Linked DNA regions of Homo sapiens: region 2 is linked to region 1. The links are chromatin loops, found by intact Hi-C in ENCODE. Cell type or tissue: dorsolateral prefrontal cortex. All regions are shown on one strand.

What was found. Hi-C counts contacts between places; a loop is a spot of excess contacts. Peaks named below come from ENCODE experiments on the same cell type or tissue, not always from the same donor. Only the 100,000 strongest peaks of a DNase experiment are listed, where the experiment ranks them.
Region 2: it touches region 1 in a loop (15-fold over the local background); 85 of 110 quality-filtered maps call a loop at or near these places.

What each region holds. Positions count from the first base shown.
Region 1 is chr11:75,895,887-75,898,386 of GRCh38, reverse strand. The region is part of intron 5 of UVRAG (UV radiation resistance associated); the gene reads right to left. Among named protein-coding and RNA genes, the nearest start is that of UVRAG, 82 kb to the right of the region's middle. In dorsolateral prefrontal cortex, CTCF peaks have their summits at 1,139 and 1,341 (motif pointing left); no DNase peak of the experiment used is centred here; H3K27ac peaks cover 373 bases.
Region 2 is chr11:76,317,474-76,319,973 of GRCh38, reverse strand. All of the region lies in intron 4 of LOC105369395 (a long non-coding RNA gene), which reads right to left. Among named protein-coding and RNA genes, the nearest start is that of THAP12, 62 kb to the left of the region's middle. RefSeq lists an enhancer at 846-905. In dorsolateral prefrontal cortex, CTCF peaks have their summits at 766 and 980 (motif pointing right); a DNase peak (open chromatin) is centred at 1,003.

The DNA.
Region 1 (2,500 bases):
AACAGAGGTATGTCAAAAGGGCTTCAGGAGCAAAGAGAAAGGGGCAATTCATTGTACAGAAATGATTAAGTCACGGAATGAAAGGAAGTCACTTTGCCCCTCTGTGACTCAATTTCTTTTAAGCAAATAATGATAAATTGGCCCTACCTTCCTCTAAGGTTGTTATAAGGCTGGAATAAATGAATTACAGACAAAACTCTAAAGATTAAAGAGCTATGGGCCAGGCGCAGTGGCTCACGCCTGTAATCCCAGCACTTTGGGAGGCCGAGGCGGGTGGATCACGAGGTCAGGAGTTCAAGACCAGCCTGGACAAGATGCTGAAACCCCATCTCTACTAAAAACACAAAAAAATTAGCCGGGCGTGGTGGCAGGCCCCTGTAATCCCAGCCACTCGGGAGGCTGAGAGAGAGAATTGCTTGAACCCAGGAGGCGGAGCTTGCAGTGAGCCGAGATCGCGCCACTGCACTCCAGCCTGGGTGACAGAACGAGACTTGTCCAAAAAAAAAAAAAAAAAATTAAAGAGCTATGAAGGTAAGTATATAGATATATAGAGATAAATAAATTATAGCAGCTGGTAGCTCATGCCTGTAATCCCAGCACTTTGGGAAGCCGAGGTGGGCAGATCACTTGAGGTCAGGAGTTCGAGACCAGCCTGGACAACATGGTGAAACCCCATCTCTACTAAAAATACAAAAATTAGCTGGGTGTGGTGGCGGATGCCTATAATCCCAGCTACTCGGGAGGCTGAAGCAGGTAACCGATTGAACCTGGGAGGCAGAGGTTGCAGTGAGCCGAGATCATGCCACTGCACTCCAGCCTGGGTGACAGAATGAGATGCCATCTCAAAAATAATAATAATAAATAAAATAAATTATAGCTATGTCTAAGTTATCATCTGTAGCATAGAGCTAACTTGCCATGTCAAGTTCAATAAATCATGAGCCCCCTGAACGTCAGTTTTTCCATCTACAAAATAAGAGTGTTGGGCTAGATAACTAATATTCCCTGCGGTGTTATCCAGCTAATTAGGATTTTCTTACTTTTGAGATGAGGAACCTAAAACTGAGAGAAGTTAAGTGATTTGCTAAGCAACACAGTACCAGAACAAATTGAAAAATATAAAATAAGGAGTTTTCATTTGTTCAGGCTTTCAAAACAGATCCTGAAACTTTTTATACCTAAATCTTCAATCTCAGCCTATGTACTCGAGACGATCAAGTTATATGGTTATTTTTGTGAAATTCATCACCAAATTGCTATTTCAATATCTTGGGTTTCTTTCATCCACAAAGATTTGCTCCTTTTGACTTGGATTCTATGCCTGCTCTAATTTTTTCCATTAAAGTGAGAAAGTATTGCCATCTACTGGACTCTAAAGATATTACCGCTGTAGCTTCTAGTCAGAAAAATGAAATTCTTACTTGTATCTCTATGTATCTATATACTTACCTTCACAGCTCTTTAATCTTTAGAGATTTGTCTATAAGTAATTTCACTCCAGCCTTATAACAACTGGTCTAATGCTTTTGCACCTTATCAATAGCACAAAAGTTGGAGTAATTATGCCAATATGAGTTACATAAAAATAAATACCAAAAGTTGAGGCTGGAGGTAACCCAGGGTGGAACAAATATCATCTACTCAAGATTTTTATTCTCAATGATTGCTGTGATAGCCCTAAACACAGCAAGCATTCACCTTCATTCACTAACAAAGTTTTACTGAGAGCCTACTACATACCAGGCACTGTGCTAGAGATATAGTGTTAATACAATGGTAAGCATTAGAGATGTAATTCCTCTTATCATAGGATTTAGAGCCTAGTGAGTAGAAGTTTCCATTTACTGGAGTAATAGTTGTCAGGAGTGCCTATAATTAAACTTATATCAATCTGACTCCAATATCCATATTCCTAACGACTAGGACTGTGCATTCATAAAAAGCAGCTGTCAGCAGTCCCACAAAAGACGAGTGGTCACCAAAATGAAATAAAGGCAAAGATAATCTTACCTGTATACATTAAAGGCAAAATCCTGAATAGGGATCTGAAAGATTTCCAGCTTACTGACTCAACAGCTTTTTATTTATCATCCTCCCCTAATCACCATCATAGCGGTTAAACCCACCTAGAAAACCCCTGTAGAAATCTCTAAAGGTCACCCAGCCTTATTCACCAACCTCCACACCAACTTCAAGGTATAACAAAGCTCCTCTTTGCTTCCCAATAGTCACCAAACATTAAAACCTCTTCCTGAAGTGCTCTTCAAATTATTTAAGGTTCTGCTATAACTTACCTGCATTATCTGCAAGATGCAAACAAATGACACCAAAAACAATTTTTCAAACTAAACTCATTTGTAAACTGCATGTCTTCTGGAATATATACTGTCTTATCTCCTCAACAAAGAAAATAAATTTTGAATCCATGTCTTATACTTTTGTATCCCACAGTACCTAGTTTAATAATAGGCTTGTAGTAGGCGCTTGACATTTTTTGCCA
Region 2 (2,500 bases), 420 kb before region 1:
TCAACCTCAGAGCAGCTGGGACTACAGGCATGTGCCACCACCCCTGGCTAATTTTTGTTGTTTTAGTAGAGACAGGGTTTCACCATGTTGACCAGGCTGGTCTCGAACTCCTGGCCTCAAGTGATCCACCCTCCTCGGCCTCCCAAAGTGCTGGAATTACAGGTGTGAGCCACCACGCCTGGCCTGCACTGGTTTTTAAGCCAAGAAGGCAGAGAAAGTTATTTCAAGCAGAGGCAAGAATATATATCGGGGGCCAGGCGCAGTGGCTCACGCCTGTTACCCCAGCACTTTGGGAGGCCGAGGTGGGTGGATCACGAGGTTAGGAGTTCGAGACCAGCCTGACCAACATGGTGAAACCTCGTCTCTACTAAAAATACAAAAATTAGCTGGGCGTGGTGAGGTGTGCCCGTAATCCCAGCTACTCGGGAGGCTGAGGCAGGAGAATTGCTTGAACCTGGGAGGTGGAGGTTGCAGTGAGCTGAGATCACATCATTGCACTCCAGCCTGGGCGACAGAGCAAGACTCTGTTTCAACACAAAAAAAAAGAATATATATTGGTCGGTGCAAAAGTAATTGTGGTTTTTGCTGTTGACTAAAGGCAAAAATTGCAATTTTGCACCAACCTAATACAAAGCCACAAGACTGGGGAAAGTATGGAACGTTTAAGGAGCTGGTGAGTATTTTGCTGTATAGGAAATGGGGCATCAGAGGTCAGCAGAGGCCCGGATGGGAAGAGCCTTGAATGCCAACTAAGGAGCAAGCATGGACTCCAAGGGCAGTGAGGAACCATGAAAGGTTTCTGAGCAAGAGAATGATGTGGTCAGAATCCATTACAGAAGGAAGCATCTTGCATTCATCGAGCCATCTGGAGAGACCTGGGGGTGGCGGGGAGGGAACTGGGCCAGTGGGCCCAGGTAGGAACTCTTAGCTGTGCTTCAGTCCACTGGGATTTATTTAGGTCAGAGCCGGGCTCCTGGGACTGGTGGCCTCTTCCCACATGGACAGTAGGTGGCGCTGCAGCTCTGTGTATGCAGCCTCCAGGGCGCTGCTACCTGCCCTCACCTAAGTGGGTCAGACCCCTTGTCCCACTTGGCCCTGGGGCTTGGGCCCCATCTCCAGGGATGAGGCTTGGAGGGGTAGGGTGGGGATGGGCTTTGCTCCTCCTCCTCCAGAAGCAGGGAAGGCCACTTGCTTTACAGAGCCACAGGATGTGTGAGTAGAGAGGGCCTCCAGGGATTTTCTGGCCCATGTCCTATTTCACATGTAGGTAAACTGAGGCCCCCAAGGGGGAGGGGCTTGCCTGAGTCACTGAATGGGTTAGTAGCTCAGGGGTGGTTCCAGTGCCTGATGTGGGAGTTCATCCCATCCCTTCCCTCTCCTAAATCCCTCCCGTTTGCCTCCTCTTGCCCTCCCCATTGCCCCCTCTCCTCTCGGTTCCCACCATCTACCTGGCCTGGACCACTGTCCCAGCCTCCTCACAGATGGCTGTGTTGTCTCTTCCATGCCTGCCCATACCTTTCCCCACCCCATCCATCCCCCACCCAGCCCAGGGATTTTCCCTCACACACAGATCCAGCGATCACCACCCCCACTCCGTTAAACCCTTCCCTGCCCCCCATCATCCCTAAATGCTGCTTAGCAGATGCAGATCTGCTCTGGGCTCCCAGGCCCCTGCTCACCCTGGCCGTCATGACTTATCCATGCCGATCCTAATGTCGCACTCTTTCTCACCTTCCATGACTCAGTGGGGTCCTCCAAGGTATGGGGGCTTAGGTGCCCCTTCTGGGCTGCCACAGCTGTGACCACACTGTGTGACTGAGGGTCCCTGCACCCATCTTCTCTGCTGAATCACCCAGAGCGCCTTCAGGGTGGGGACTCTGGCACCTGATTCACATTGCTCCCCGTGGCACGGGGCTTGGCCCCCATGGGAGCTTTGTGCTGTCCTTTTGGATGAATGACTGAATGACAGGTGCACTCTGAGAGCATCCTTACCAGATCACGGTACACCGCAATGGGCCAGGCACCGTGCTGGTACTTCCATGCACAGCCTCGAAATCCTAACAACAGCTTGGTGGGGTCACACTGGAATTACTAACTCTGTTTTGCAGAAGAGAGTGAAGCACAGAGAGGAGAGGTGACTTGCCTAAAGTCACACAGCAAGAGAGTGATAGAAACCAGGCTCATCAGGCTGCCTGGCATAGCAAGGCCACAGGCAGCTAAAGGGATGGGCTCAGCATGGTGAGACTGCTCCCAGGAGCTACAGGGCAGCAGCGGCCAAATCTCCCAGGGTCTGAGCAAAGCTAATGTGGAGCTATCAGGAGGCCACTCAGGTGCCTGCGCCCTCAAGAAGTCAGGTTCCCTCCCTGTTTTAGAGCATGGGAAGTCTCCAGTTGTTCCAAGTCAGGCAGGGACCTGGGCAGACTTGAGTACCAGAAGCACTTCTGTGGCTGCTGTGAGGTAGAGACCAGCAGCTGGAGGCCAGCCAAGAGGCCGACCCAGT